5 separate regions of the Homo sapiens genome follow, and regions 1, 3, 4 and 5 are each linked to region 2. Evidence: chromatin loops called from intact Hi-C (ENCODE). Cell type or tissue: heart right ventricle. All regions are shown on one strand. Each heading gives the region's core, and the rest is flanking DNA. Links, peaks and the distances in the headings are about the cores only.

Region 1 (6,109 bases), core at 383-5,382, 200 kb after region 2:
TCTTACGGCGTGATGATGAAAAGAAGATGGATAAAAACTGGTGTAGAACAAGCCAGTAAAGAGAGTTCTAAGGCAAGGAAGGCTTTGAGGAGGGAGGGACTGGGAGTCAGATTCAGCTCTGGTTGAACACGGAGAGACGGAATTTGGAAGAGTATAAATGGACTGTCCCAGACATGTGTTGGGCTGGAGTTTTACTTCTCAATCTGATGTTACCTAATTTCTACCTTTTAGGGATTCCTCACAGTTTATGGCCCATGGAGAGTTCCTTTCTAGTTTTGTAGTGCACCTGTGTACAAACTCATTTCAAACATGTTTGCTGGCATTTCTGGAAGATTTGAGGTTGGTGGAAGAGGTTGTAGCTTGTGTTTAGTTTGCTACCTTGGAATGAAAAATGTTTATTACAGAGCCAGGGAAAATGGCTCTATTTTCTCCTATTCCTCCTTCCTCCCACTCCTTCTGAATAGAGGTAGAATCTGCAATTTGCGGTCAGGAAGAAAAAAGGACTAGAAAATAGGCACGGGGTGTGTGGAATAGAGTTAAGGAAAGTGAAGTAGCAACGAAACTTGCACCATCAGCCACTCTATGAGAGTCTGGTCCTAACACTCATGGTGTATCTACATTTGCGTTTTCTCATTTTTTAAATGGAGGGTTTGTATAAAATGGTACTTAAGTTTGACTCTAGCTTCAACAATATATAATCCCATAAAATACCATATCTATCTTCAAATATAGCTGTTAGAATTGTATGTCTTTGGGTTAGGGCTTTGATTCTCCTCTTGCAATTCAAATACTCAGCAGACTAGTAAAAGTTTAGCTGTTAACCTATAATTGTCACCTTTATGTGAACTGCGTATATTCACAACATACAGAGAAAAGACTCCAAGTCTCAGGACTCTTAATGGATTCAGTATAAGAGTCAAGAATCAAGTCCTTGTGGGCCCTAGTCTAGGACTTGGAAGACCCTGAAGACATTTAGCCCAAATCATCATTTTACCTAAAGTCAGCCTATTACATTGAATCTCATGAAATTCTCATTTTTGTAGATGAGAACTTGTTGAATTTGGCAATGTTACGTAGTCAAAACTAGAGTTTAGCCAGTAGATCAATGTCCTTTAATGAGAAGCATTTTTTTATTAAATAACATTTTTATCTATTTTAGGACATTTATTAAATAATTGCCACTGATTATATTTTATCATCTTCTAAATGCAAGGTGTAACTGAATTCGAAAGTGACAACACAAGAATAGGTGTCTATTTATAATGAATTAGTGTGAAAAACAGAAAGTTATTATTTTTCCGTTTGAAAGAAAGGTTGTTCATTAATAAATACAGTCAGTCCACTTGCAGTTTTAAGACTCTGCTCTTTCCACTTTTTCCTTGTACAGTTTGTAACAATTTCTAGTGGAAATGGCCCAAAAAATAAGAAACTCTAGCTTACTGATCATGCAGAAAGCCATGGAGGCAGGAGTAGAAGGAGTGATGGTGTATGGACTCTTCTGTTTCAGCCTAGTTTTACTAGGTCTACTCTGAGATTCTGTGGAAATCTATAGCAGATTCCATTTCTAAACTAGCAAATGAGTAAACTATACATGGAAGCTGAGGCTTAAAGGGAGAGAAGGAAGAAGAAGAAGGAGGAGAAGGAGAAGAATTAGGAGAATTGGAAGGAAATGGAGGAGAATTAGAAGAAGTGAGAACATTCAAAGAACTTTGAGAAGAAGAGGAATTGGAAACAGAAGAAGAACTGGGGGAGAAAGAGGGAAAGAAGTGAAGAGAATTGTAGAGGGAAAACAAGTGGAAGAGGAGGAGGAGAATGAGAAGGAAGAGAGCACTCATGGTTTCTAATACATGATCACTGGCTTGGCCACTATAAGAGAAGAAGAAGAAAGTAAACATTGTTTCTTTAATCATGACTTTATTCCCCACCTCCTTCCAAAAGAACTTATAGTGACTAGGACAGCAAAGGAGCAGGAACATTCTAGAACTGCTTTGAGAGAGAGTTTATAACTTTAACTTCTTTTTCTTGTTCTTCTTCCAGTGCCATACAGTGGCCCAGACAACCTGAATTAGCAAATTGAGAGTAAAACAGACAAACAAACAAAAAAGCGACAGGCATTCTCTGGAATTGCTTTTTCATCCTTTACAGCCTACCCTTTGGGTATTGCTGGATTTCTGTGAATTTTGACCTTTCTGGCAATCAACATGAATAGGCCATATTCTGAAAACATACTGGAAATGTTGTGTGACATGTGGATTAGGCTGTGTTGACAAATAGTGTGGTCTGTCAGATATTCCACAAAACACTGCCACCTGTAGAAAATAAACCCCTCAGTGGCTGTGTCTCAGCTCCTGGCATACGTGGGACTGTCTCATATCACTTTCCATCACTTCTCATATGTATCAGAGGCCTTACATATCACTTTTCAAGTCGTTTCCTTATTTACATATCACCGTGGTCAAAAATTCCCAGGACAACATAATCAGCTATCTTAACCAAGCCAATAAACAAGTCCAGTAAATAAATAAATAATCCCTCTCTATATTCCCTCCTCAAGGTCTTTCTCCCAGAACTGTCTTCTCTTCACAAGCAAACTCTAAGGCTGAAGATATTATTTGTACACACTCTGGTTCATTGGCAGTATATATTTTCAATCTGCCAAAAAATGTGAAAAGGAAGCATGCTGAATTTAGCTTCCCCCAGAATTGAATTCAACTGGATGTCAAACTTCTAGTAGGACTTGTAAAAGTTCCACTGTTGTTGGCATCTGCAGGGAGAGCAAAGAGACAGCTGTAAAAAGCATCTTCTCGCCAAAACGTGATTTGGGAAAGGTCATTTTATTACATGATTTATTTATATTGTTTCTCCATGGTACACAACGTTCTGATGGGGATGCAGAGCATTCTGATGTGGACACAGAGCCTGGAAAAGGAGGAGAGGTGTTTAAAGAAATCCTCAAAGCCTGCAACTCAGAGGCACCATATGGGCCAAGGAGATGTTTGATGTATATTCTGAAGGCTGTTTTAAGCCTCCAACAGGCTGCAGCTTTTCTGTATCAATCAAATCAAAAAGGAAGTTCTATCATGATAAGATCGATCTCCTCCACTGTCCTCTGAGACTTCATCAGTAAGAAACACGATTAGAAGTAGGTCTTGCTTCTATAGTCAGCAAAAACAATCAAGACCTTCTTCCCCTTTCAGAAATGAAAAAAAAAAAAGTCAGCGTAATCAAATTTCTAATGGTTTATCTTCTTTACACGGTATGTTGTCATTTTAAAGGGCTTACATTTTCTCTTCTGGATTTCTTTTCCCAAAAAGGCATGTGTTGGTGACATTCTAAACAGACCTACAATATTTAATAAGGAAAGTTGAATATCTTTTTAAATAAAAGCAGATGGGCAGTTTTGTTTATCTTCACTTGGCTCTATCACTGTTTCCTAAACATGAGGGTGGGATTTTTTTTTTTTTTTTTTTTTTTTTTAGTTTTCAATAATTAAAAGAATTAAAAATATTTATTTAAAAAATGCACACACATACACACACACCACCATTTCTCTTATTCTATTATTATTTTTTATTATACTTTAATAATGTGCACAACGTGCAGGTTTTTTACATATGTATACATGGGCCATGTTGGTATGCTGCACCCATTAACTTGTCATTTACATTAGGTATTTCTCCTAATGCTATCCTTCCCTGCTCCCCCAACCCCAAGACAGGCCCTGGTGTGTGATGTTCCCCACCCCGTGTCCAAGTGTTCTCATTGTTCAGTTCCCACCTATGAGTGAGAATATGCAGCGTTTTGTTTTCTGTCCTTGCGATAGTTTGCTCAGAATGATGGTTTCCAGCTTCATCCATGTCCCTAAAAAGGACATGAACTTATCCTTTTTTATGGCTGCATAGTATTCCATGGTGTATATATGCCACATTTTCTTAATCCAGTCTATCATTGATGGACATTTGGGTTGGTTCCAAGTCTTTGCTATTGTGAATAGTGCCGCAAGAAACATACCTGTGCATGGGTCTTCATAGCAGCTTGATTTATAATCCTTTGGGTATATACCCAGCAATGGGATTGCTGGGTCAAATGGGATTTCTAGTTCTAGATCTTTGAGGAATCACCACACTGTCTTCCACAATGGTTGAACTAGTTTACAGTCGTGGGTGGGATTTTTAATATCAAGTTTGTAATGGTGACTAGTAGGATTTACTGGATAAATACTTCTTTGACCATAAATTTTGTTTAACCTCTCCCTGATGTACAGTCCAAGCTAAATGTTGCTGGGTTTTGTTTTTTGTTTAACCATTGTTTTCTGTTAGTTTACTGTTAGTATGTCTCAGACATGGAGGTCAGGTGATTGAATACAAGAACCAAATAGAGTTTTTATTCTTGCCCTTAGATGATAGCCAGTGTTGAGACTTTGTTAAACCTCTTGTTTCACTTAGTTGAAAGTACTTTATACAAAAAAAGCAAGAGGAGCCAAATCTGTTGAGAAAGTAGAAAATATGACTTGGCTTCTAATGGTTCCCCTCAGCCCAAACAGTCACAGGCATCTCTCATTTTTGTTTCTACAAATGTTTATATAGGTAGCAACTATCAGTATCCTCTTGCTCATAGTAAGTTATTTGATGGTGCAGACTCTATCACCGTATCTTCAAAAGTGGCTGACTAGGGAATGCACACAGTATGAATCGTATTCTCTGATAATGTCTGTGGATATATTTGACTGATTTGCCTCTTAGATGATGAAGTCTGATGTCTCCATGGAAATTCCATTTGAGAGAGATTTAAAAATTAAACATCATGAATATTAAGCAGTGCTGCCTGGAAGTTCAGCTCCAAGTGACTTAATCACTTTGTCTGCAGTTTTCCTTAAAGAAGCCATTGTTTGAACTAGGAAGGCATTTGTTTTTCTAAATAGAAAAAATTAAAAGCTAAATATCAATACTGTGTGAAACAATCCCTTGACATGTTGAATTGTAATGTTCTTAAAAAAAATTCACCCTACCAAGGCCACCTTTAGAAAACAAGATTATTTCTTAGTGGCATCTCTCTGCTTTCAGGAACATTGCATTAGAGTTTCCAAAGAATGCATGGCCCATGCAGGTTGATTTGCATTAAGTCCATTTTGCTGGCCGGGCGCGGTGGCTCAAGCCTGTAATCCCAGCACTTTGGGAGGCCAAGACGGGCGGCTCACGAGGTCAGGAGATCAAGACCACCCTGGCTAACACGGTGAAACCCTGTCTCTACTAAAAATACAAAAAAAATTAGCCGGGCGTGGTGGCAGGCACCTGTAGTCCCAGCTACTCGGGAGGCTGAGGCAGGAGAATGGCATGAACTTGGGAGGCGGAGCGTGCAGTGAGCTGAGATTGTGCCACTGCACTCCAGCCTGGGCGACAGAGCGAGACTCCGTCTCAAAACAAAAAAAACGTCCATTTTGCTGTTCTTGGCGCTTTGTCAGAAAAGAGAATCATAGGTCATAAAAAATCCCATTCAAAATTAGGAAGACCATTCCAATAATTGGGATAAAAATAACAATGTAGTAGGGGCAAAGATACTAAGAAAAATTATCCCAAACTTGGAAATAAAGCAAAAAGATTACTGTGAGCCCCTTCAAAGTGATATTACTAACTATGCTAATTAGCCCACCTAAACAGATACAAAACAAACACCATAATAGACAATCTGAAAGGCTAGTGAAAAAAATATTTGGATTACTGAATATTTTCATACTTTGTAACACAAGTAAGACAGAAAAATCTCAAAGGCTAATGAAAAAATTATTTGGATTACTGAATATTCACACACTTTGTAAATATTAAGAGAGTAAGAGAGTCAAAACCAGGACCAGTACTAGAAGCTGTGAGTTGCCTATTTCATTAGCCAGACCACCTTTAATTGAGTTCCTTGTGGTAATTCAATAACTAGGCCACATTGGATCAAGTCCAAAGCCAGGAGGTCTTGTACCAATTTCTGCCCTATGGTAGATAGTGAGGCTTCCCACCTATAATCTAAGCATAGTATATCAGTTAGTTAGAATACAATTAACTAAAGACATCGCTAGCTAATAGTGAGGCTTCCCACCTATAATCTAAGCATAATATGTTAA
Region 2 (6,109 bases), core at 470-5,469:
CCGCATCAGCATCATCCAGGAGCTTATTAGAAATTCAAATAATTGTGCTCCACCCCAAATCTGATCTATTGAATCAAAATCTCTAGGGGTAGGGCCCAAGAATTGAAATGTTAATGAGCTCCCAGGGTATTCTTACGCATGATAAAGTATGAGCAGCACTAGGCTAAGACGTTGGCTCCCCAAAACAGCTAGCTTCAAAATTGCCTGGGAAGGTTTTTTGTTTTTGTTTTTAAATTAGATTTAGGGCATTACCCCCTACTCACAGATTCAGAATTTCTAGGGATGGATCTAGAATGTTTTTGTTTTTTGTTTTAAAAGCTCTCCACATGATTCATGAGCCCCTGGTTTAAGAAAAGGGCAGCTCAGGTGTGGTCAGACTAAGAGACAGAGTAGCTAGTTGCCAGAGAAGCAGTGATTTAATAAATTTATTCTCTGCCTGTGTTCAATACACAACTCTGGTGTTCTCTGAGCACAAATCAGAGAGCATATCACAACATGTGAAGCCTATCAGAGACATGAGTCCTGGGAAAGAGCCAGGGAGCTCAGCTGGTGACGATTTGCCACCTTTGATTGGTAAATGGGGAAACCAAGACACAGAAGGAGGAAGTGATTGGGCCCAAATTCCCCTTCAATGGTACAGAAGCAGCTGCACAGCATTGAGTCTAACCTGACTTTAGTCTCGTGCCTTTTTATAAAAGAACCCTGAGGTTCTCTTCAGGAGAACAGGATCAGTCTCTGGTCTATGGTTAAGCACATGGATCAGAAAGACCCGGTTGAAATCCCAGCGCTGCCACTTACGAGCTGTGAGATCTTGAGCAAGTCTCCAGCTCTCAAAGTCTCAGATTTTTTTTTGTCAGTAAAATGTGTTGTTCTGAGGATTGGGTTCTTGGAGGATTTGGATGAGATAATACATATGTAAACTACTTACAGTAGTGCCAGGCAGACATTAATAGTAAGAGCTCAATAAATCATATCAATGTGATGCCAAAATTAATTGTACTGTTGATTCACAAAGGTGGGCCTAAGAGTTATCTTTTCTTGGTTAAGGTGACTATTTATTCAAACATATATGCTAAGTATATACAACATACAAAGCTCCAATATAGGAGAAAAATGAGTTGATGCTGACCCTGTTGCCAAGGAGAAAAGGATAGAACATGTGTACCAAGAACCTTGATACAAGGGAGAACGTACTAAGCATCATAAGAGAGACTCTCAGAAGTGTCTATGAAGGGGGAGGGGGAGAGATGACATCAACATGGGGAACTATGAAAAGGTCTTCTGGGAAAGAAGAGATATAAATTATATACACCTCCAAAGAAGGGTAGGATTTGAGCATGTGAAGATGAGTGAGAAGACCAAGTAAATTCCAAGGCACAAAGGCAATGAAGACTAGGATTGAGGGTGGGGTGCAGAGAAAGCAGTGTAAAACCCATGGCCTGAAATGCAGGATTTGTGGAGGAAAGATTGGGAGCTGAGACTGGACATGTGGATGTGAGTGAGTGCACTGTAAATAGTCTTAAATGCCAAATGGAGTTAGCGATCGAGGAGAAAGACTGGAGAAGAAGCCCAGTGTAATATTTCTTAGACATCAGTCCTAAGGAGAGAGGGGGAGAAAAGTGAAGCGGGATAGATTTAGGGTAGAGATGTTCAGGAGAGGCGGGCGACCCATCTCAGATGAAATTCAGAAAAACTGACAACTGACTAGGGGTGGCAGGATGGCACAGCCCACTCCAAAATCTGGTAGACTCTGGTAGACTCTTCAAGATTTCCTGGAAGACTCCTAGGCGGAGAACTAGCAACATCTTGATGCCACTGCTGCAGAAGTGGTAAGGGGAAGTCTTGGGAGGAGATAACTTCCAGAAGGAAGACAAAGGGGCAGGGGTTTTGGAGCTAGATTAATGGCTGAAGATACGAAGAACCAGAACGCATATCTTTAAGATGTATGAGGGCCCTTTTCCCCAAAAGAGGCAGACTGCGAATTAAACGCAATATAAATGAGGTTATCACAGTCCAGGTAGTCGTTTCTGAAGCCCTAGTCCTCAGTTCCCAAAGAAACCACGTGCGCACTACCACCTAAAACTGCCAATGAAAATGAAGGTCCTGCGCAGTAAAATATTTATACAACTGCTGGGGCCACTAGGCTTCAGCGGGTGTGGAGGCGGGGAGAGAGGAGGAGTAAAGGCTGTTTACAAACTTGACGTACACACGCAGTCCTATCCCTACGGTCCTGGAATTGGGGGTTACTATCTTGGAATCTAGGGGCACTCCAGGCTCTGGGCTCAGACGGCTGGCTTCTGCCTACCCGAGCCTTAACCTTTCAAGGACCAGAAGGATTCCAGAGCTCTTGCCCTAGGTCCTGGGGCAGCGATGACTCACTGCAGCACCCCCTCCCACTTCGCCAAGCTGCCGTCTCCGCCCACCCCCAAACAATCTCGACAGCGCATTTCGGGAGCCACGGCTCCGGGCGCTTTGCTGGGGGCTAAAGGGGTTTATCCCTTTCCTTGAATCCCAGCAGGCTAGAACTACCCCCTCCCAGTCTTCAGGCTTGCCACGCTCTCCACCCGATCCTTCCATTGAAAGGCAGAGAAGGAAGGATGTGCTTGGGAACTTTAAGACCCACGAACGACAGCGCACTGATGGAGCAGCCCAGTGTCTGGGGGTGAGTATCCAAGGCCCCGCTTAGAAAAGGGAGGGAGGGGCTGTGGGTGCTTCGGGAAGAATAAAGGCATCACCGGGCACAGTGCCTACGACCCCATTGCGCTTACAGCGCCGTGCGCTGGGAGAGACTGACCCGGGAAAGTTTCTGCGTCACACGCGCGTGGCAGAAACGCACGTCGCTTGGGAAAGTCAAGGACCACCCTTGCTCGGGCCAGAACCGTACCGCAGCGACTCCTCAAATGTCGTGGAGAAGTGGGGGGCAGATGCCTTGTAAGATCCACTGGAGGGCACATGCGGGGGTCGACAGAGAGTCGGGGAACCAACGTGGATTCCCTGCTAAATGCTATTTGGCAGCGCAAGAAGGCGGCCTCCCCGCCCTGCCTCAGTCCCTAGGGAAACGTGCGCCGCAGGCTCCCTCTCTCCACTCCCTGGAACCCGTGAGTAGTAGAAACCCCAGAGGAACCGAAATCACGTCCGGACAGCCTCTCCAGGCTGTCTCCCACTATCCCGTTTCTCCCGGCCACCCCGCCAGTAGGGTGCAGAGTTGGACTGCGCTGCACCCCCACTCTCGGTTCCACCCCAATTCAAAGCGTCCGGGGTAGGCTCCGCCTTCTCCCCCGCCCCCAGAGCCCTCGGCCCACCCTTCCGTTCCTGGGACGGGACCTGCTCCCTGTCAATCCAGTTCAGCCTCAGGGTTCCTGGCGCGTGAATAAAGGCCCTGAGAGAAAGCGGGGACTCTAGATTACGCACCGCCCTCCACAACACACACTGAAGGAACTCCCAGTGCCTTGGGCAGGGGATCCTCAGCCCCACATCCCCGATGCAAGGCGCACCAATAAGGAGTCTGGTCCGCCCTGCGCTCAGCGGCTCCGCTCCCGGGTGGCCAAGTTTGCTGCAGGGAACCGCAACTCCAGTAACTTTCTCCGAGTTTGGAAACTGACTTCCAGGCCGCCTCGCAGCGTTGGGCAACGCGCCGCTGAACCGAGTCCAAACTCCAGAAAGCTCTGAAACATCCAGAAGCCCCTGGGGGCGGGTGTGTGCGCTCCACGCCAGTGTACTCGCACGCACAGAGCTAGCTACCCAAACCATACGAGTTTCTAGCTGATATTTAACGCCGGAGAGGAGCGGAGCCTCGCCACAGTGAGGGTCTCTAGGCTTAGAGGACAATTAAGTCTTCTAGAAGCGGGCGAGGAGGCGGAAGGGGAGAGGAGGTGGCGCGCGCCCACTTACCATTCCTGAGCAGAGGCTGATGACGGCCGTGTGCTCGGAGTTGGTATTGACATAGCCTTTGTAGAAACAGTGCTTGAGTTCCGCTTCCTCTTCGGAATAAAACTTGGTCTGATTCACCCCGGGCGTCCCGAGGAGGGTGACAGTGAACAGTGGAGCGATAAATCCGGCATTGGCGGTGAGATTAAATAGAAACTGCTGGCCGAAGGCAGAGAGGCGGTAATGCGCCTGGGAGGAGGTAGAGGAGGAAGAGGAGGAGGCGAAGGCAGGCCAGGGGTCAGTGGCAGAGTTAATGCTCCGTCGCGTTCTTTTGAAGTGGACGTTCGTGGGAAAGGGTTCTCCGAGAGCGTTCACTCGGATGGGAGACACGATTTCGTATTCGCTCAGGGTCTCTAATAATTTCACTGCGGAGAGAAGCAGAGGTATATGAACCAATAATTCATTTTTCCTTAAGCTTTAATTTAAAACGAAGGTGGGGACTTTGTTCTGACCTTATTTTCCAGCCCATTCGAGTCAATCCCTTCACCCTTAATCAGTGGACAAATATTTGCTGAGCACCTACTATGTGCCAGTAACAGGACCTGTGCTAGGTGCTGAGGATACACTATTCCGAGCCAGACAATTAACAAGTCAAAATATATATGATTTCAGATATTGATAAATAACCTGAATAAAATAAAACATGACGCTATCTGGTGCCCCCAATTACTAAGTTACTTTAGTTTGCGGCGTGGGAGTGGGGATGGGGATATATCTGGCAACAGCAAGGTAGGGGGGGGTTGCCTAAATTCGTTTCCATAGTGTCCCTCCCTAGCAATTGGTTGGGGATGACCCAAAGAAGGGAGAGGCTGCAAAGCGGGAGATAATTCTTTCTAGGAAAAGGAGAGAAGCCTCCGCTGCGGGGTGCCCCTGCCCAGGAGCGAGGACCGGGAGGCGGCGTCGGGGCCGGCGGGGTCCCGGGGGCCGGAGCCTGGTTACCTTGCCTCGGGTGCAGCCTGTCCTTGCGCACGGCCGCCGCGGCGTCTGGGCTCCCCATCTCGGCCAGGTCCCGCACCAGGAGCGTTAGCAGTGTGGCCCAGGATACAAACTGCATGGTGCTTCCCACCCCTCCCTCCGCTGCCCCCACCCCCCTCCCTCCTGCCCTCCTTGGCTGCGGCGGCGACGCGAGGCAGCGGCCGTGGAGAGCGCGCGGAGCCCGGCGCCCGCCGCCAACTTTTGACTTTAGGAGTCGCTGAGGTCTCGCTGCGAGGGTCCCGTCTGCGCTCGGCTGAGCAACGCCGCCGCCTGCCGAGAGCTGAGCCGCTCGGGCCGCAGGAGGAGCCGGAGGAGCAGGAGGAGGAGGAGGACTGGGGCTCGGCTGCTTGGCCGCATAATGCCCAGCGAGCGGGCAGGAGAAGGCGAGGAACTTGCGCTCCGAGGCGCGCCGGGCGCCCTGTGCTGGCCGGGATAGCTGAGCGGCTTCTTGAATGGGGGGCTGGGGGGGCGGAGGCGGGGGGGCCGCGGGTCCACAGCCTCTCAAATGCCCCCGGTGCACGCCTCTAAGAGGAGGAGAGGGGAGGAGAAAGCGAGACGAACGGGGACCGCCTCCTTCCAGACCATGTCCCCTCCTCGGCCGGCCCGTGCGGGACTCGCAGCCGGAGGCCCTGCCGGCTGCAAGAGGCGGAGGCCAGAGGCGTCACCAGCGCCGGGGCAGCTGTTCCTGGTCCCCGCCACCTCGCTGAAGTGGGGTTTTCTGAGATTCCCTGCCCCGGGGAGGGAAAGCAGGGAAAGTTCTCTCCCTTTCCTGGCGCGCGTGCAGCCACTTCCCCTCTCGTCTTTTTCCTCTCCTCTCCTCTCTCTCCTCCCTTCCGAGTCTCTTTTTCCTCCTCCCCCTTGTCTCTCTGCTGCTGTGCCTCTCGGACTCTGTCCCTTCTCCCCATTTTCCCCTGTGATGTCTGTCTTCTCCCCGCCCCACCGTGTCCCTGTCTGTTTCTCACATTTCTCCTTTTCCTTTCCTTTCTCTTCCGTCCCCATCTCTTGCCACCAGTCCCCATCTTTTGGTTTCTTACAAGTGAAAGTGGCCCAGCGCCGGAGCGCCTTCCCTTCCTACACTTTTTCATTCGGGAAGAGATTTGGCACCTGAGCTCCGCTCTCGATTTAATCACCCCAAGTCAAGAGTTTTAGAAATGGGGTTCTTAATCCTGCAGGTCGGAGTGTGTTTCTAATACGTGGTCTCTTGAAA
Region 3 (6,109 bases), core at 701-5,700, 130 kb after region 2:
TGATGGGCATATAGGAAGAGATGTTGGACCTTGGGCAAATTATTCCCACTTTGTCTGCACTAGTTTTATAAGCAATATAGAAACAGTTCCTACATTCATTCTAGGGGTGTTATGAATGATAAACAGGTGGGCACAGATCCGTTAGCTCTTGTCTAATTTGTGAGTGAGTACTCTTTCCACTAGATTCACTTTTCCAAGCTTTGCTGTCCATATTTCTGAGGGTTTTTTTTTTTTTTTTTCTGAGACTTCAGCCCAGGCTGGAGTGCAGTGGCACAATCTTGGCTCACCGCTACCTCCAATTCCCAGGTTCAAACGATTCTCCAGCCTCAGCGTCCCAAGTAGCTGGGATTACAGGAATGCACCATCACACCCAGCTAATTTTTGTATTTTTAGTAGAGATGGGGTTTCACCACATTGGCCAGGCTCGTCTCAAATTTCTGACCTCAGGTGATCCACCCGCCTCGGCCTCCCAAAATGCTGGGATTACAGGTGTGAGCCACTGCGTACAGCCCATTTTTGAGATTTTTAAAAGCCTATTTACCTTAGCTATTACATGCTTCTGTAAATATATTCCCTCTGATTAAACAAATTTCAGATCAATATTCTAGCTAGAGATGATGCCAGTATAGAAAACTCTATTTAGCCTCTGAAAGGAGTGTACTTGCATTGTATGGACAAAGGAAGTTACTTTGAAATTATTCCTAGCTCTGCCATAGATTTGCTCTTTGGATTTGAACTTAGATACTTTTTAGAATTTGCTCACTCTGATCAAGTGTTTTGATTATGAACGTTAGCAGCAGGCATCCAGTTGCATTCAGCTTTCCAAGCAAATATTTACAGAGCCCCTTCTGTGCAATTGGCACGGTTCTAGGTGTGGGAATGAAACAGACAAAAGCAAACAACAGGAATGCATATTCTGGGTGTGTATATCATGGGAGAGACAAACAATGAATAAATAAGCAAAATATATAGTGCGTTGGCTGATAAGAAGGACAATGAAGAAAGACAAAGCAGGGAGAGTGGAGAAGGCCTGGGGTGTGAGTGTGGGCTGCAGTTTCCCTTCCCAGTCAGGAAATGCCTTACTACAGAGGTGATTTTGGAGTGAACCATGTGGATATCTGGGTGAGAGAATTCTAAGACCAGGGAATCGCATTTATAAAGACATAACCAGATTCTGCCCGGCGTGTTAGTGTGGTTGAGCTGAGTGGGCAAGGCAGGTGTAGAAGATGTGATCTAAGAGGTATGAAGTGCCACACTGCATCATACCGGCCTGGACACCCTGATTTGGAAGCCACTGGAGACTTTTGAGAAGTGACGTGATCAGAGGGATCCTGGTGATCAGTGTGGTAGCAGTGGAGATTGTGAGACATGGTCAGATTCTGGATCTATTCTGAAACTAGAACTACCAAGATTTGCTGATATATGGGATTTGGGGTTTGAGGAAAACAAGGAAGTCTAGGATTATTCTAAAGCCGGGGTAACTGGAGGGATGGAATTCCAAGAACCAAGGCCAGGAAGACTGAGGAAAGGGCAGGTTTCAGTGGAGGTATCAGGGAAGGGACCAGAGTTTAGATTTAAATGTGTTCATTCTGGGGTGCTTAATAGGCATCCAATTTTTTTCATACTCTCAAGGATGAACCAAATTAGTAAAAACAGCCAATTTACTGCTAGGAATTACTAAAAAAAAAAAAGTGGCTGCATTACTTTCTAGAAAAAGAAAGCCTGAAATCTTACATATAAGGATTCTTTTTTTTTTTTTGTGCATCATGTGGTGCTGTTCCAGAACTGAACACCCTATGCCAGGTGCGGTCTTATTAAAGTTCTGGAAGAAAAGACTATCTGTTCTGAGACACAATGCCTCTACTTGTGGAACTAAAAATAGCTCAGCTCTCAGTCCCCAGGGCACGCAGTTCTCTAAGTGTCCATCCATTACATGGCCACATTAGTTTGACAAGTTTTCAAGGCTCACCTGTCCACTACTCACACATCTGGGTTTTATATTTTAATTTTAATATTTTGCATGGCTCCTTCTGCCTTTGTCACAAATGTGACTTTCTCTACTTCATCCTTCCCTCTCACAGATGCTATTGTTGGGTATGGCTGCCTGATATATTGTTGTCATTAATAAGAAAAACAGCATTTCCCAATTTAGTATCATCTGTAGAATTCATTAACGTGTTGTTTGCACTTTTATCCAGATATTTTAAAAGGATGTCAAATAATACGGATAATCATCTTACAATTAAAGTAAGGGAAAGGTTATCTTTTTTTTGGAGGAGAAAAAGGGACATGTTTTCTGTTGTTTCCAATAGCTCATTTGCTCAGCAAACAGACAAGAAAAAGGGAGCAGGGACAGATTTTTTTTATAAGAATGTCAATTCATTCGTGGGTTGGGGAGAATTGTCCAGAAGCTTAACTGACATTCCTCTTCCACATCATCCCACATATAATTTTGAAACAAAGACAAGCAGGAAACGCAGATTTCATAACCTGAAATCTCTTTAGCTTCATCAAATGCCAAAAAGCAACTGCAATGGCAGAATAAAATACACTAATGTGTTTTGACACAATAATCGTGCCTGTTTCTCTTTAATGAGCCAGGCTGGGGATTTCCAACTTATAGAGGCAGAGAAAGGCTGTCAAACCAGCAGATGTGCCCCATACTTGCAAGGGGCATTTACTTAATGGGCCATCTGAATACTTGTCTACATGTCAGCGATGATGCAAACATGACATCTCTCAGCTTGAGAGTTGCTCTTGTGTGCAGACAACTTTGTGAAGTCATGGGATAGCACTTGGAAAGGAATTTTAAACTGGGAATACATTTCATAGCTCAGCTGCAAGACTGAAGACTGCAGGAAGGAATTCACTTTCAGCAACTATGTGAATTCATGGAGTAGGTCCATGCTATTTCAGTTCTGCACAGCTGGCCGACTGTGAAGCTTTATTTTTCTCTTCTTAGAGCTGAGTGACGTCTCTTTAATGGTTTTGGAATGACTGTTGCCAACTCTTTTTGATAATTTTTGTTTTGTTTCTCTCAACTGGGATATTTCTTCTCACCTGGGTGATTTCCCATCTTAAGAATTTTTCGGCTAATGTATGAGGGTTTTTTTTTTTTTTTTTCTTGATTGCCTGGAACAGACATCAACTTGTGTTAGCTCACTCACAAAATGAGGATCTAGTGTAAAGATGGAGAGATTGTGCAATGGAAGTGTAAGCAGAAATACAGCGAGGGCTCAGGAAATACTAGAATAGGCAACATGCTCTTCCTCTCTGCTTCTATCTGCACATCTGCTTTATTTCTTTGCCTCAGCAGACTCACCATCTCTGCTCCTCATCCCGCATGGTGGGGAAGGATGCCCACCCACAGCTCCCCAGGCCATCTGTTAGAGCTCCAACCACGTGGAATGACGGAATCCATTCTGTTCTCTATCTCTGCTCTAGTTTCAAATTCCTGGGGAAAAATGACCCAGCTCACTTCAGGCTCCCACTCTTGGTCCAGTGGGCTGCAAAATTTCCAAGCGTAGCTTCTGTCAGTTCCTTGCTTTGGGTTAGGTGAAAATGAAGGGAATAATTGTGAGCTGTTCAGATTCACCAAGAAATTATCTACTATTGTTGGGGGAGAATGCCCAGGGACAGATGCATTTGGGTAAGGGACAATAACAAGACACTAGAAAGGAAAATCCCAATTTTATTTTCCTACAGAGTCAGCATCCCACACATTTTCCTTCACAGAAACTGACAAATAATCCATGGGGGCAGCTTAGCAGATGGGTTGAAAAAAGCGACAGGCTCATCATCAGTTTTCAACACCTTGATACATCAGGCTTGGCCCTTGCTACCTCATGCATTATTTAAGCACAATGCATCTCCCTCTGATTGTGTCATGTGCTGGAGGAGAATGTGAAGTTCTGTCTGTCTTTAGCAAACATGTTTCAAGTACTGTCTGTCTGAAAACCAAATGGAAGAGGGTAAACCTGATGATCCACTTGATTTTAGTTTTAGGACCTGGATGCATAGGCAGATGTCAGTTTACAAGGATTCTGTGTACTTTAAGGAATGTTTTCTGAGCATGTCCAGTACAACAGACGCTCTGTTAGGTAGCTGTAGTTAGGATTTTTTGGTTGTAAGTATGTGAAGATTTAAATGTATCAGCTCACTTCTCAGAAAATCTGAGGCAGTGCTAGCCAAACCAAATGGTTCAAGCAAATGTCATCAGTATTTGGCCTCTTCCAGTCTTTTTACTCCTCTATCCTCTGTGTCTGCTTCACTTCTACACAAGCTTTCTCTATGTGGTGGCTCCAGATTTTATATCTTCTAGTAGATATTTTTTTAAAAAAAGAAAAGAAAAAGACTCCCCTTGCCCCCTCCCCCAGCTCCTTTCTCTTGTTCATTCCAGTGGAAGTCCAGGGTCTCCTTGCTAACATTGCTTGATTGGCTGTGATTGGGTCATGGACCCAGTTCTGAGACAATCACTGAGTCCAGGATGAGGTGTTGCTCTGATTGGCTAAGCTTGGATCTTGTGCCCAGTCCTGGAGTTGGAGTAGAGGCAGCTCAAACCTAACCACAGGGATGGGGCTTGCGGGTGGGGTGGTTCCCCAAAGGAAACCCAGGATACTGACACCCAAAGAAGGGGGAATAGAGGCTGTGAGGGCAGAACCCATAAATGTCTACTACCCAGGCTAAGGAAGGAGACACATACACTACTTACTCTCATAAAAACCTAATGATGGTAGGTGTTTCAAGTGAGATATTTGGAAAACACAGATGAAAAGCCATTAATTCTGAAAATCTAGACATCAGTGAGGGATTTTAGAAAATACAACATCTGTGATGGGCCTTGAAGGATAAGGGGGAGGCTGGAACAGGGCATTCTAGGCAGAGGGAGCAATGTTTAAATATACTCAGAGATTTCTAAGGGGGTGGCACATTCCGGAGAACGTTAGACCAGTGTGTATTGAGGACTTATAGGTTGATACAAATATGACATTTCTGACCTTTGAGGCCTGAAATGTTTCCCTGTCATTGATGTATATATGTATTTACTGAATATTCACATACATAAGCCTTCAGCTCTCAAATTATATGTAAGCATGGACACATTACATACAATGGTGCAATCAGCAGAGACTCTGAATTCATTCAGACCTGGTATGAATCCCAGCTCAGCCACCTACTGGCTGTATGACAACAGAGAAGTAATTTAAATATTTTAGCCTTCATGTTTTTATCTGTAGGAGGGTGACCTATCCACTGCATATTGTCTTTGTGAGAATTAACTGAGTTCACACACGGAAATTACCCAAAATGGTGCCTGGGATATAATAGACACTCACTAAATACCAGTTACTTTCTCTCTTCCCGCTCCTCCTTTGTATATAACCACACTGTTTCTAATAAGAGCATGAAATTGATTTGTTTTATTACACGCATAGTGACTACTTGTTGACCACAGCACTGGAAGCTCTGATTGGGCTGTGCGTAACTATTCTTTTCTGTGCCCAGCACCCTGGGAGGCTGGCCTTTTAGGATTGCAGTAACTGATTCCCATGCCCTCTACCTAACAGTAGGTTCAAAGAAATAGGAAGCCAGCAAGAGATGCAGGGAGGAAATAGATTCAATTTGGAGTTCATCTTCCAAAAATTCTCTTCCTGTAAACTTATCGGAGTTCTTGTCAGACAGCCTTCTCCACCCACCTCCCATTCTTTTCTTCACTCCCCTTCTCTCTCCTGATAACCACTTCCTTTCATTGTTCCTTAAGGCTTAGAAGCATACACAGCACCCTGACCATTACTAGCCTCACAGCATGGCACTATCCCTTGTGCTGTCCCTACCCCCTGCCCTCAACTTTGCTAATTACTCCTTTATTAATTTCTCCTCAAATTACCCAATTTGACTTTACCATTGTTTTCCTGTTGGGGCCCTGACTGGCCCTGACATTAAGGATAAACATGATGCCATCATTAACTTGATGAGGGCCCCTCAAAAAATCAACTGAGGCAATTGTGAATAGGAGTTCACTCATGATTTGGCTCTCTGTTTGTCTGTTATTGGTGTATAAGAATGCTTGTGATTTTTGTACATTGATTTTGTATCCTGAGACTTTGCT
Region 4 (6,109 bases), core at 628-5,627, 480 kb after region 2:
GGCTGATTGTAGCCAATGAGTCAATGTATTCAATGCCAGGGCTCTAACTTGAAAGAGAGATGCTCTGTTTCCATGTGTACTGCTTTTAATTCATGGATATCCATTTTCACTCACTTTTAGTTTTTGTTTTGTTTTGCTTTAATCATTTCTACTCCCTCTCTTCAGGTTGTTGTTTTTTTTTTTTTTTTTCTAACTCTGGCCAACTTTTTCCATGTCTTATTCTTTTGGAACTGCAGTATCCCAGGAACCACCCAGAGAACAGAAAAACATTTTTTGCTTCAGAAGGATTAGGATCTAGGCACCATGTGGAATTCAGTTGAAGAGTTTCTTACATGTTCTTTACAAAAACAACAAAACAGAAAATAATAAATGAAACAACTACCATCAAAAGGCAGCTGACCCAGCACTTCTTTTCCTTTTTTCTTGAAGTTTGGCTGGGCAGCCTGCAAAACAAAGAAACGTATTGGCGATATGAGGTTCATATGTCAGAACTCTTTATCTTGAGTGGGGCTGAAAACTTAACTTGAATTGACTTGAGAGAGAGAAGATATTTTCTCCTCTATCAGAAACGTTCAGGGTAGATGTTGGCTTAGGGCACAAATGAATTCAGGATCCAAATGATGTCATTGGACTCATTTTTACTCCTTATCTCCACTCTGTCTTCCTCTGTTGATTTTATGGTCAGGACCTGAGACGTTAAAGCTTGTAGTGACACCTGAAAAATCAAGGCTCAAGTACTTTTTATAGCTGGGGGAAGAGGAAGCATAAGCAAGATTTTCATTGTGCCTCATTGGATTTGACTGAACCCATTCATTCGTTCATTCATTCATTCATTCATCTACTCCTGTTTCTCTCTAAGCAGTTACTTTCTGATTAAAAACACATCAATGACCACAGCATCCCTAAGATGGTGACTTCCGATCACAAGTCTATGTGACTTTCCAACTCATCTCTCCAAAGGAAACTAATTCAAACTCACGCTAATTTCAAAATCCATGGCGAGAGATTCTGAAAGAAGTCATTTTTTGTCTACCCCTAGTCCAATCAGAGGAGCTGTGAAGATTGCCACTTTGGGGCATTAAGGCAGGGTCTCTGAGAAAGCAGAGAGACAGAAGAGGAAACAGTCCCAGCATAACACAGTCCCCACCATAATACAAACAGATCTCAAAATTCTTTAGGGTCTTTCTGTTATGCCAACCTATTCACTCATGTGATACAGAAATGGAGACAACATTGGATAACTCTCCACATTCAGGCTAGGCAGAATTCCCAATCCCAGCCTTCTCCATGTGCTCCCAAAGTGCAAGCTTCACCCCAGACCAGTGAAGTACGATGAGTAAACCTCAAGGAATAACATAAATGCCTATAAGCAACTCCAGCTTAATTTCTAACTTGTACCAAATATGCCAGATACAATGAGTTCAAATCCTGGCTCCATTAATTAGCTATGTTGCCTTGGGCAAGTCACTAAACTTCTCTTTGCCACATTTTCTTTAACTGTAAAATGTAACCCTCACGATTTTTGTGTAAACCTCATGATATCCCTCCTTCATAAAATTCTGTGTATCATGATTTTCCACAGTGGGACTATTTGGTAGTATTCTCTTATACTTAAACCCCTGTTAACACTTGTAAGTTTTCTATTACCTACCCACCCCTAAATGATGACAAGGCAAAGTCAGAGAGCGTCAGTGTGGAAATATAAATCTGACTTCTCAACCCAGCCCTGAGCCCAGACATAGTGTTGCTTTGAAAAGGCACTAAACTTGGGCCCCCAGATTGTCACCTATAAAATGAGGGAATTGGAGTGATTGTTTCTGTTTCCTTCCGGCCTTATTCTAAGAATACCCGTTAAGTGTAACAATTATTTTAAGACTGAACTTATGGTAACTTAAATGTTACCGTCATGGAAAATTAAGATGCCTTTGTTAAACAAGGGAAGTACCAGTGTGCTGTCAAATATGGAATTCTCTTGTATAAATGTGACTGGAGAAAAAAAATGTGAGAGAGCAACCTCTGAGCAAGGCTTCTGATAGTCTCTGAGGTAATATCCTGAGAGGATATGGCTTCTTATTAAGAGATCCCGGCCCAGCACAGCAGAAGGAGGAAGAAGCAGCAAAATGTTTTCCCCTGTGATATGTTGCTGGTCTTTCACAGATCTGTATTGTTTTTCCTCCCTTGTTTCCATTTATTGGTTAACTACTAATATTAATAGTTTTCTTAGCCTTGTAGTAACCCCCATTTGTGATTTAGAAAACAGATTCCAAAGGCAATCCTTGTTTCACTGGAAGTTGAGATTTTGGCTTGCTGTACCTCGTGGCCTTCTGGGTTCTGACGGAGGCTTAACCTGAGAAGAATATTATGTCTGGTTAAGGAACAGAGCAGTCCCTGAGCTGCCACAACTATAGATCCTTGGTATGCCAGGAAATATACTTTTGTTCCAGGATCCTTTTCAAGTCACTACCCAGGCCTCTCCAAAGAAGCAAATGCCATTCTGTCTTGATTTTCATCCTGACATGGGCTTGGGCACAAATACATTGTCCAGCAGCATCAAACACTGTTCTGCAGAGGCTTCATCCTCAAACCATCCTATCAAAGAAATAACTGCAGGATACTCAGCCTCACGGTAGAACTCATTGTGACTACAAACCCTGTTTTATATACCTAATCACATTGTCCATAGAAAAAGCAGGAAGCCAGCCAGGTGAGGTGGCTCACGCCTATAATCCCAGCACTTTGGGAGGCCGAGGCGGGCAGATGACAAGGTCAGGAGTTCAAGACCAGCCTGGCCAACATGGTAAAACCCTGTCTCTACTAAAAGTACAAAAATTAGATGTGCGTGGTGGCAGGCGCCTGTAATCCCAGTTACTCGGGAGGCTGAGGCAGGAGAATTGCTTGAACCCAGGAGGTGGAGATTGCAGTGAGCCAAGATGGTGCCACTGCACTCTAGCCTGGGTGACAGAGCAAGACTCTGTCTCGGAAAAAAAAAAAAAAAAGCAGGAAGCCAATCAGAGAAGCAAAATTATTTCCTTCGTTTTGTTCTGTGTGAGATAGGGTCTCGTTCTATTGCCCAGGCTGGAGTGCAGTTCTGCAATCATAGCTCACTGAAGCCTTGAACTCCTGGCCTCTCACATGATCCTCTCTCCTCGGCCTCCCAAAGCACTGGGATTACAGGCATGAGCCACCACACCTGGCCATAATTCATAGATAGATATGAATGGGTATGATATTTCACACTTGAGAGAAATAAGGGAGGTGGGAAAAAATCATTCTTTGAACAATTGCTACTTGTCAAGCTTTAAATGCATTGTAAAATTAAATCCAAATAAGAACTCTGGGTGTGGCAAGGCAGTCTACTTCCATATTACAGAGCTATGAGGCAATTTGCTCGAGGCCACTCAGCTAGTAACAGCTGAGCTGGGATCCGAACCCAAGTCTGTTTTTCTCACCACTTCAACCACCAAATGCCCATATATCACTTGAAATAACTGGGGGAATTCATTTTCTAATTTAGATTCATATTGATGCATATTATATGATGTTTCTTATCTTGTGAACAAGGCTTATTTCTATAGCGTTTTCTTAACATCCCAGAAAGTAAAATTTTTCTCCAAAAGAGACTCTGAGAATTTTAATATTTTGCTTACTCAAAAAGGCAGATTACATTCTGCATTCAAAACAAAATAGCTCCCCCTACAGTTTTTGCTCTATTCTCATCCTCGGCTTTGGCAAACAACACAGAGAACCCCTAGGTCAGATACCAGAAGGCAGAGCTGTGCACTTGCCCCTTATTGATGGGAATAATTATTGGTCCATCTGCTTAGAGAGGATCAGCGTTGCTACTCAGGACAAGGAGGCAGCCCTTTAACATTTCCTCACTTTCTTAAGTGTCGGCAACAATTAGCAGAATAACTCTGTAGTTGCTAAGAGTCTCGTGTTGATTTTGACAGGCTCCAGGCTGGAGTAAAAATGTGCTTTCTGGAGGCCAAATTCCCTTCCAACTTCCAGTGCATAGCTGGCAAAGGCAGACACTGTCAGCTATTCAAGTGCCGAGATTCCTCTGTGATGTCATGAGTCCCAGCTTGGCCCAGAGCCCACTGCCTCCCGGTAACTGGTTGGAAACTTGCAAAGCTGTGCGTCAGCATCACGTTAGGAACATGGCACCTACGTGCTCTCCCATGGGTCTGCAACGAGGGAACACCACTGATGATGCAAGGACTGCTGGGAACTTCACTATAGTTCTGGGTGCTCAGTGGCCCTGGGGACGTCAATAATTTGAACTGGCCTAACGTCATTTACTCTCACTATCCCTTAGAAAAATCAGCTGTCTCTGCCTCTTTTGGATTTGGTTCTTTCTCCTAGGTAATTTCCCAAGGAATTTTTAGGTGGAGGGAGGTGGAAGACCCTTCATGTAGTCCATGCAAGACCTACCTAAGTGGACAAATGAAGGAAGATGGATAATAATCAGCCACCTATTGATAATGTTAAGAAAAATTAAATTAGCAAATGGAGCTAGAAAGTACCCTGAAAACTTTAAAGGATATAGAAATAATAATTAACATGTGATGAGCTCTTAACATGGGCTAACGACTGTGTTAACAACTTTACATGTAATATTTCTTTTAATCCTCAAACCAGGCTTATAAAGTTCATTCTATTAATAGACCCATTTTGCAGAAGAGAAAACTGAGTTGGAGAAGTTAAATATTAAAAAGATGTCAAATTGCACAGCAGAAAATTAACTCTATATCTGTATGACTCTAAAGCTCATGTTCTTAACACTGGATAGCACTGCTTCCCCAAAACAGAAGTGCAAGTTAAGTAGCAATTTATAGTGGAAAGTATAATCAGATACTAGGAATGATACTCAGATCCTGAGAAAACTGAGATTTTAAAACATGAGCATGCTTTCTCAGTAAAGTTGCCCTTTGCACCCGTAAAGTGCCTCTTACCTCGATGACTGAACATGACAATTAGTGTGTATAGAATGATTTGTGACTTTTTAAGAATTTCCATATGTGCCATTTTATTGAATCCTCCCAGTAATCCTATAAGAAACACAGGGCAGGAATGTCTACTTTCTAGATAAAGCAACTGAGGAAGTTAAGTGACATGGCCAAGGTCCCATAATTTAAAAAGAGGAATCTACTGATTCTCAGTTCATAGCTTTTTCTACTTCCCTGAGATGCCTGACTTGGGAACAAATGGTAACTTCAATTCTTCCACCTCTTCCCTACAGCAAACCTAGCCCTTGGTATCTGCCTTTCTCCATCTTCTCTAAAGAGATAACAATCCTGTCACCCACAAACTTCTGTGCATCCAAGGACAGGGTTTAATAAATAACTTATTTGCGCCCTAATCCTCCCTGCCTGTCAATATTTGCTGAATGGCTTCTTTAGAAACCGCCCCAAGTTTTCTTGACCAGCTGAAAGTGATGAGCAATGGAGATAATTTACAAGGCAGGAGGAATGAATGAGAGTTTGGCGGACTAGACATTTGGGGATGATATTGTCTAAATTGGTTAATTTCTTTTAATCAAGTGGCTTAGTTCAAGCCATCATTAGCTCTCCCATGTCAATGGTATAAGTGGAATGACCTCCTAAAAGGTCCTGCTGCACCCGGCCAACCATTTGGATCTGTTTTTTAAAGTGAAGCCAATTTAATCTTACAAAAAATGTAAGTTCCTCTTGGCTTTAAGCCTTTCAAATGCTTCCCAAGGCCTTTAGGATTAAAATAACAAATCCTTATAATAACATATGACCCCGGCTTACTTGTCCAACCTCTGCTCGGGTCACTCCCCAACATGCCGCATTTCCCCTCTCAGTCTGCACCCTCATCTCTTTACCCAATGTATGAGAATTCCCTTCACAACTTCCCTGACAATAGTCCTCCAACCTAGGCTTGAACATGCCCAGGAATAGCCTGGCAGAATAGCCGTTCTCTTGACAAGCACATCAAATTATCATTCCCTAGCTGAGTCCCAATCAGCTCCTTTATAACTTGGGATCAGAAGTCATGGAGATTTGGGTCCATGCACACTGGCTGTGTGAGTCAATGTCAAAGCCTCAGTTTCCTCATCTGAGAAATGGGTAACCTGATGAAGTTGTAG
Region 5 (6,109 bases), core at 784-5,783, 210 kb after region 2:
GAATTATGGCATATTTATACAATGGAATATTGTTCAACCATTAAAAGGAATGAAGTACTGAATCTATAACATGCTTGAACCTTGAAAACATTATGCTATATGAAAGTAGCCAGTCACAAGAGGCTACGTATTCTTTGTCCACTTATATGAAATGTTAGACTAGGCTAATGCATAGAAACAGGAAATAGTGATTGCGAGGGGCTTGGAGGAGAGGGAATGAAGAGTAATGGTTAATGGGTATGGAGCTGCTTTTTGGGATGATGAAAACGTTCTAGAATTCAATAGTGGTGACAGTTGCACAATTCGGTGAATATTCTAAAAACCACTGAACCTGTATTTAAAAGGGTAAATTTTAGGGCATGTGAATTATATCTTATCTCAATAAAGCAAAAATACCATTGCTCCAACACTAATGTCTTCACCAGGTGAAGTGGTGGGGCTGAATAGTGCTGGCATTACCACTAGATGGAATGAGAGCTAATGGTAAATTCGTAGCAAGTATTAAGTGAAAGAATTTTTGCTAAAATAGTCCTCTCGTTCACATTTACCCAGTCCCCTTAAAGGATCCTTTAGTATTACTTTTATTTTATTAGTCTCCATACTATATTACTCAAAAGAGTATTACCATATTACTGAAGAGTCCTTCCCTTGGACATAAACAGTCTTTGGCTGTCAGTGCCCTTTAAATGGTTTCTGCTCCCTGTAGCCCATTATTTTAAGAAACTTGTTCAGCCTCTACTTCCTGAGATTCTTCCCATACATTGCTTAGCATACTGCGTGGGAACATGGCAGGCACTCAGTAACTGTTAACTCCCAGTGCTATTATTACTGATCCAACTCTGGGGTCATCATAAAGAGGCCAATTCCTAGTATTGCTTAGGCTTCTTGGAAAAAAGCCAGTTGAGTGTTTTTTTGGATCCCGGCAGTCAACAGGATGCATCACTACCCCGTAAGTTCGTTGAAGCAGTCATTTTTTAATGAATGGAGGTAAGGGTGTGGCTTAGGAAACACACAGGAGGTAGCGAGGCACCCAGAGACTGACAAACCTAAGCAGTCATGAGCATCCCTTGGGCTGAAGATAGGGGAGGAAGTATTGTTTCAGAATTTGAGGAAGGAAGGCAGAAATCCTCCAACTTGTCTCTCCCACCTTCTCATTTCCTTGTCAGGGTTGTTTTCTAGCTGAACTCAACTTGAAGCTAGCTGGCCAAGGAGAGCGTGAGATGCAGTCTACAGGTGTCAGCCTCCCAGGGCAAGAGATAGGTGAACCATTACTCTAGAGAGAGAGAGAGAGAATAACTATGTTTTAAAAACCTGGAGTCAAATATATGGTTAATTACCCATTCACTCCTGGTGGTTGAAATTCTCTTTAAATAGGAGGCCTGTCATGGTTCTGAGTTCTGGCAACCTCCTTCCCTTCATTAGTAAATGCTGCCATTAAAACAACAACCTAAGCAAGTTGGAGAATAGGCAAAGGCAACTTGAGCTACTTAATTTCAAAACTCCAGCTTTTTGAACAGCACTAAAGTCTGTTTCTCATAGAAGGCAAATTAGTTAATTTCAAATGTGGTCTGTGAATATCAACAGACCACCCAAATGTTTACATATTTTATACCGTCCTTCTAGTGGGTTTCAAAAAAATAATTTAAAACCCAGCTAGTTTGAGAGAAAAAGGGGGCACTCATGCATATAAATTGTCTGCATTAAGGGCCAGTTCCATATTAAAACAACATTAATTATTCATTTAGTGAAGGAGAAAAATTTACCTATCATAGAAAAACCCCTAGGGTGATATTGTTTTCCACAACCTGCTTGCAAGCCCAGTAACATCCCAAATGCCCCTCTAATTCAACCTCTCCCTGGAAATGAGAAAAGGCTGTGGAAAGAAAAACAACTGAGCACTTTATTGCTACATCGTGTCTTAGAGGTTGATGTATTCAAGTTCTCTCAAACCCGGAGGTCAGATCCAGAATTCCAGAGCTGAAGGACTGTGCATGGAAAAAAAAAAAAAAAATCCCTTGCCTCTGGCTCTTTAATAAAGTCAAAACTTTAGGGAAAGTCAGCAGGGTCTGTTTCAGGGCTGGGATTTCGGGTCCTGGCAGAAAAGGACCCCCTGAGGAGGTGTCTAACACCTGGCTGAGTTTCCAAGTCCCCTCTTCCCCACTCCCCAGTGACTTTCTGGAAACAGAACAATCGTTGTCCAAACTCAACTCACAGTAGTCCACCAAGAGAAAAGTCTATTGCCAACTGGAATGCTTTAGATTTTCAACAGCAGATTGAGGGCATGTCCTAGGGACCCGAGGAAGAAGAGTTTGCAAAGAATACATTTTTATTTGCTAGAAAACAACCACCTTGTTCACTGAATCATAACAAAGTCAGGGATCTGAATTTTTCTACCCTACTGAAAAAAAACTGCCTTTGCCACTCCCTTCAAAATACTGTGGAATCATAGCAGTGGCCTTAAGGGATGTTCATTGTTGTTCTGGTTTTGATGAACTGGAAAGTTTGATGTGGAGCCTATTTTCAGAAATCTTATGTGTAAACTTGACATTGCTAAGGGTGCAGGGTTGTTAAAATTTTGAGAATAGCAGCTACCTACCGGGAGTCACCAAAGAAGCCTTGGGGAGGTCCAGCAACCTACAAAGACCCTCCCTGTCACCTGTTGGCATGGACTGAATCTCAGCCTTTAGAGGTTATTTATTTGGATCTTTCAACTTTGTTTTTTAAGAAACTCATACTCTAATGCAACCACCACTAAGAAAGCACACTTTTGGAACTGCTGGATCCTTGGCAGTTTGGGGAAAGGTGGTAGAGGGCAGTAGAGTGTTGACATGGCTTGAAAAGAGGGTATGGAAAGAGTGCTAAAAATACTTTTACCTACTTTATAATTTTTGTGAAGATTTATCACTGTAGCCCTAATTTCTTTCAAAAGAGAGAGGCTTAAGGTTAGAAGATCCCACTTATAATTGTGTAGCCTTTGTCAAGTCTCTTAAAGTTCCTAAGCCTCAGTTTCACCATCAGTAAAATGGGGCAATAATACATTATTAATTTTGTGAGGATTACATGAGATAATTTATAGGAAGTTACTAACATGGTACTTAGGACATGGTAGGTGTTCAGTAAATGTAATATGGTGGTGATGATGATGATTCCATCTGCTCCCTACAAATAGATAAACAAGGAAGAACATTTAAATGTGTACAGAAAAGGGGAAAAATAAGGAAGAAGCAGATGGCTGGAACATTTCAATGGCAGCTGGCTCTCTGTTTCACTACTTCTGTCCCTTGCTGGGAATAGGGAGGCTTAATAAAGGAACCCTCATTGCTTTCTGTACAGCTGATTGGATTTGGAGGAGAGAGGGAAACACAGGGGAAACCATAAATAGATGCAGCTGTCTGAGTCCTCAGGTCTGTCCTTGGGAGAATATTTATTTAGCTCCAAGGAAACAGTTTTATTTGGCAAAGTATGATTTTAAAATTTCTTGCATCTGAATGCTAACATTTCCTCTCTCCAACTAACTGCTTAGTAACTTTAATAATGTGGCCCTATAGATAGCCTTTTCTGTAGCTACTAGTCTATCTAAAATTTAACTTGCTTGATATGGGCCTATCTCAGACTACATTGCATCATGTAGTGATGAGATGGGGTAGAAGTAGGAAAGAGAGTGGAAAACAGAACAAAAATACTATTAATAGATTTAAGGTCAAATTGAGCATGTGGGTTTAACGATAATCCTAACTTTCTCATCAGCAGGGTTTGCAATGGAAGGAAACTTGTGTGGATAAGTGTTTAGTCCTCATAAAGAAGATTCAAAAGCCATTCCACTATTTTTAAGTAATGGAAATAATTTCACAAGCACAGAGCTGTGAAAATTTTAAAAAATGTATTCTTAACTATTACTATTTTTCTATGTTTATCTAATGGCTTGATTTTTCTGGTGGCATGCTTAGCATCTTTAAAGAGAAAACTTGTTTCATTAAGTTAGTAATGTATGTTTCTGATGGACATGTGTGCGACCATCTAGGGAGAAAGGAAGGAAAGAGGAGAAACTGGTGTAGAACTGAGCTCTGAGGTTCACCAAACTGCCATCTCTGCAGTTACCAATGGGGCACTAGGGTTTTCTAGATTTTCTGCCATTTTCATTTAGTCAATTTCTAGCTGTAGGAACACACCTGTCTTTCAAGCTCAATGCAGCACTTTGTCAATTGGCCCCTAATGCAACACTCTGGGGCCACCACGTCTCAAAGATGGTCTGAAATGGGCTGTAGGACTTCAACTCCAAGGTGTGATACTGGGCCATGGACTGCCTCATATCTGTCTACCTGTGAATGTTGTCTCAAGATCTACTTTACAGGTTCCTCTCCACCCAAATCTAAATGAAGGTATCCTTGGTTCCTCTTACTCTTAGCATTTTGCCAGACAGGTTAGAAATCCTTTTAGGCTTATCTAGGATTCCAACGTACATGGATCTTCAGGGCTACCAATGGCCACATGCGTATCTCCTGGGAATGGAAATTCCTATAAACCCTCTGTATACAAACACTAGTAACTTTCTGGCCAACAACCCCACTTGGTTAGCTGCTATTAATGTTAGTGTTACTCTCCATCCTTCCTCCCAATTCTGGTAATAAGTACAAAACCAGGTAAAATATCTTCTTAGAAGTTTGAGGTTGCTTTTAGATAGGGAGACTAATTTACTTCTATTGTCTCAGCATTATTTCTTTTTAACATTTACATTTTTTTTGTACCTAATAGGTGTACATATTTGGGGGATACATGTGATATTTTGTACATTCATGTAATGTGTAAAGATTGCATTAGGGTAATTAGGATGTCTACCGTATTTATCTTTTCTTTACCAGCATTATGAATATAACCCCTTTCATCCCTAAAATTGTTGCAATTTCAATGATAAAGTATAAGATCACATGTTTCAGTTTAGGTAAAATTATGCTGCTAGAATAAAGAGACCCCTAAAAACACTGGCTTAAATAATATGGATATTTATTTCTTATGTAGAGTCCTGAGATGAAGTGTCATCCAAGTTGGGAGGGTCTCTTTTCCACAAGATCCTCCAGGAGCCAGAGTTCCCTCCATACTGTTATTCCGCCATCTCCTAAGTGGCTGGGTTTGTCTGCATGTTTAAGTCTGGGTCCTATGACCCAGCTCACAGGAAGAGGGAGAGGAAGTTGGTTACAGCTCACAGGAAGGGGGAGAGGAAGTATGAAGGAGAGTATGTCTACAGGTTGAAGGCCCAGAATCCAAAACCACACATATAGTTTCTGCCCCCATTTCTACTGGCAAGAACCCAGTTACATAGCCATGCAGAGGGCCTTTTTCTAAGTTCTTTGCAAAGCAAAGCATGGGGCAAATACTTCTGTGCTATTTTATTAGGGAATACCATGCCAAGAAGCAGAAGTGAGTAAAAAATTGAATGTGCAAGGAAGGAACAAGATCAAACAGGAGGGTGCATCACTGAGTTAGCTGACTCTTGGTATCAAGTGAGATCAATTGTTCTTGTGGGACCATGTCTTCTGAGAGGTCATGTATATGGTTGGAGAATCTATTCATTGGTTTTCATTTCCTATTGGTAAAAGGTTCAGAGACATTAAATCCCCTGAAGTTTCAAGTTGCACATCTTTTCTTCCTTGCTTTCTTCCTTCTATTCATCCACCCAACATATCCAACACAGTTCTTTAATGTACAGTTCTATGAGTAAGGAAAAATGCATACAGTTGTGTAACTACCATCATAATTAAGATAAGGAAAAGTTCCATCATCTCAAAAAATTCCTTTTTGCTCATTATTAGTCAGCCACATAAACAACCATTCGTCTCTCTTCTGTTCCTATGTTTTACCTTTGTAGGAATGTCACATAAATGGAATCCCACTGTATGTAGACTTAACATAATATATTGATGTTCATCCATGTTGTTGAATGTGTCAATTTTTTTATTGTTTAGTAGTATCTGTAGAATGGATATAGCACAGTTCAATGGTCCCTTCATTAGATGAAAGACATTTGGCTTTCATTTGGTATTCTTAGGAATAAGGTGCTTTAAATATTCACTGTTTAAAATATTACTGTTTCTGTATGAACAGGTTTTCATTT

Evidence for each region. Hi-C counts contacts between places; a loop is a spot of excess contacts. Peaks named below come from ENCODE experiments on the same cell type or tissue, not always from the same donor. Only the 100,000 strongest peaks of a DNase experiment are listed, where the experiment ranks them.
Region 1: a loop joins it to region 2, with 11 times the contacts of the local background. A loop is called at or near these places in 8 of 110 quality-filtered maps.
Region 3: it touches region 2 in a loop (3-fold over the local background); 10 of 110 quality-filtered maps call a loop at or near these places.
Region 4: a loop joins it to region 2, with 5 times the contacts of the local background. A loop is called at or near these places in 46 of 110 quality-filtered maps.
Region 5: a loop joins it to region 2, with 4 times the contacts of the local background. A loop is called at or near these places in 30 of 110 quality-filtered maps.

The regions. Positions count from the first base shown.
Region 1 is chr3:64,881,954-64,888,062 of GRCh38, forward strand. The region is part of intron 4 of ADAMTS9-AS2 (ADAMTS9 antisense RNA 2); the gene reads left to right. All of the region lies in intron 2 of LOC105377124 (a long non-coding RNA gene), which reads right to left. Among named protein-coding and RNA genes, the nearest start is that of ADAMTS9, 200 kb to the left of the region's middle. In heart right ventricle, for the core only: no CTCF peak of the experiment used is centred there; no DNase peak of the experiment used is centred there; H3K27ac peaks cover 2,008 bases.
Region 2 is chr3:64,682,677-64,688,785 of GRCh38, forward strand. It overlaps ADAMTS9 (ADAM metallopeptidase with thrombospondin type 1 motif 9), which reads right to left and starts at 5,324. Exons shown (of 40, transcript NM_182920.2): 1 at 4,867-5,324; 2 at 3,892-4,292. The coding sequence starts at 4,981. ADAMTS9-AS2 (ADAMTS9 antisense RNA 2) reads left to right here and starts at 2,194. Exons shown (of 6, transcript NR_038264.1): 1 at 2,194-2,662. RefSeq lists an enhancer at 2,391-2,892. In heart right ventricle, for the core only: CTCF peaks have their summits at 3,190 and 5,148; DNase peaks (open chromatin) are centred at 2,345, 2,865, 3,305, 5,435 and 1 weaker place; H3K4me3 peaks cover 3,981 bases; H3K27ac peaks cover 4,829 bases.
Region 3 is chr3:64,812,682-64,818,790 of GRCh38, forward strand. The region is part of intron 3 of ADAMTS9-AS2 (ADAMTS9 antisense RNA 2); the gene reads left to right. Among named protein-coding and RNA genes, the nearest start is that of ADAMTS9, 130 kb to the left of the region's middle. In heart right ventricle, for the core only: no CTCF peak of the experiment used is centred there; DNase peaks (open chromatin) are centred at 2,752 and 3,410; H3K4me3 peaks cover 578 bases; H3K27ac peaks cover 3,437 bases.
Region 4 is chr3:65,166,778-65,172,886 of GRCh38, forward strand. The region is part of intron 1 of LOC105377127 (a long non-coding RNA gene); the gene reads right to left. Among named protein-coding and RNA genes, the nearest start is that of LINC02040, 5.1 kb to the right of the region's middle. In heart right ventricle, for the core only: a CTCF peak has its summit at 3,688; a DNase peak (open chromatin) is centred at 4,104; H3K27ac peaks cover 5,000 bases.
Region 5 is chr3:64,893,375-64,899,483 of GRCh38, forward strand. All of the region lies in intron 4 of ADAMTS9-AS2 (ADAMTS9 antisense RNA 2), which reads left to right. The region is part of intron 2 of LOC105377124 (a long non-coding RNA gene); the gene reads right to left. Among named protein-coding and RNA genes, the nearest start is that of ADAMTS9, 210 kb to the left of the region's middle. In heart right ventricle, for the core only: a CTCF peak has its summit at 2,809; no DNase peak of the experiment used is centred there; H3K27ac peaks cover 5,000 bases.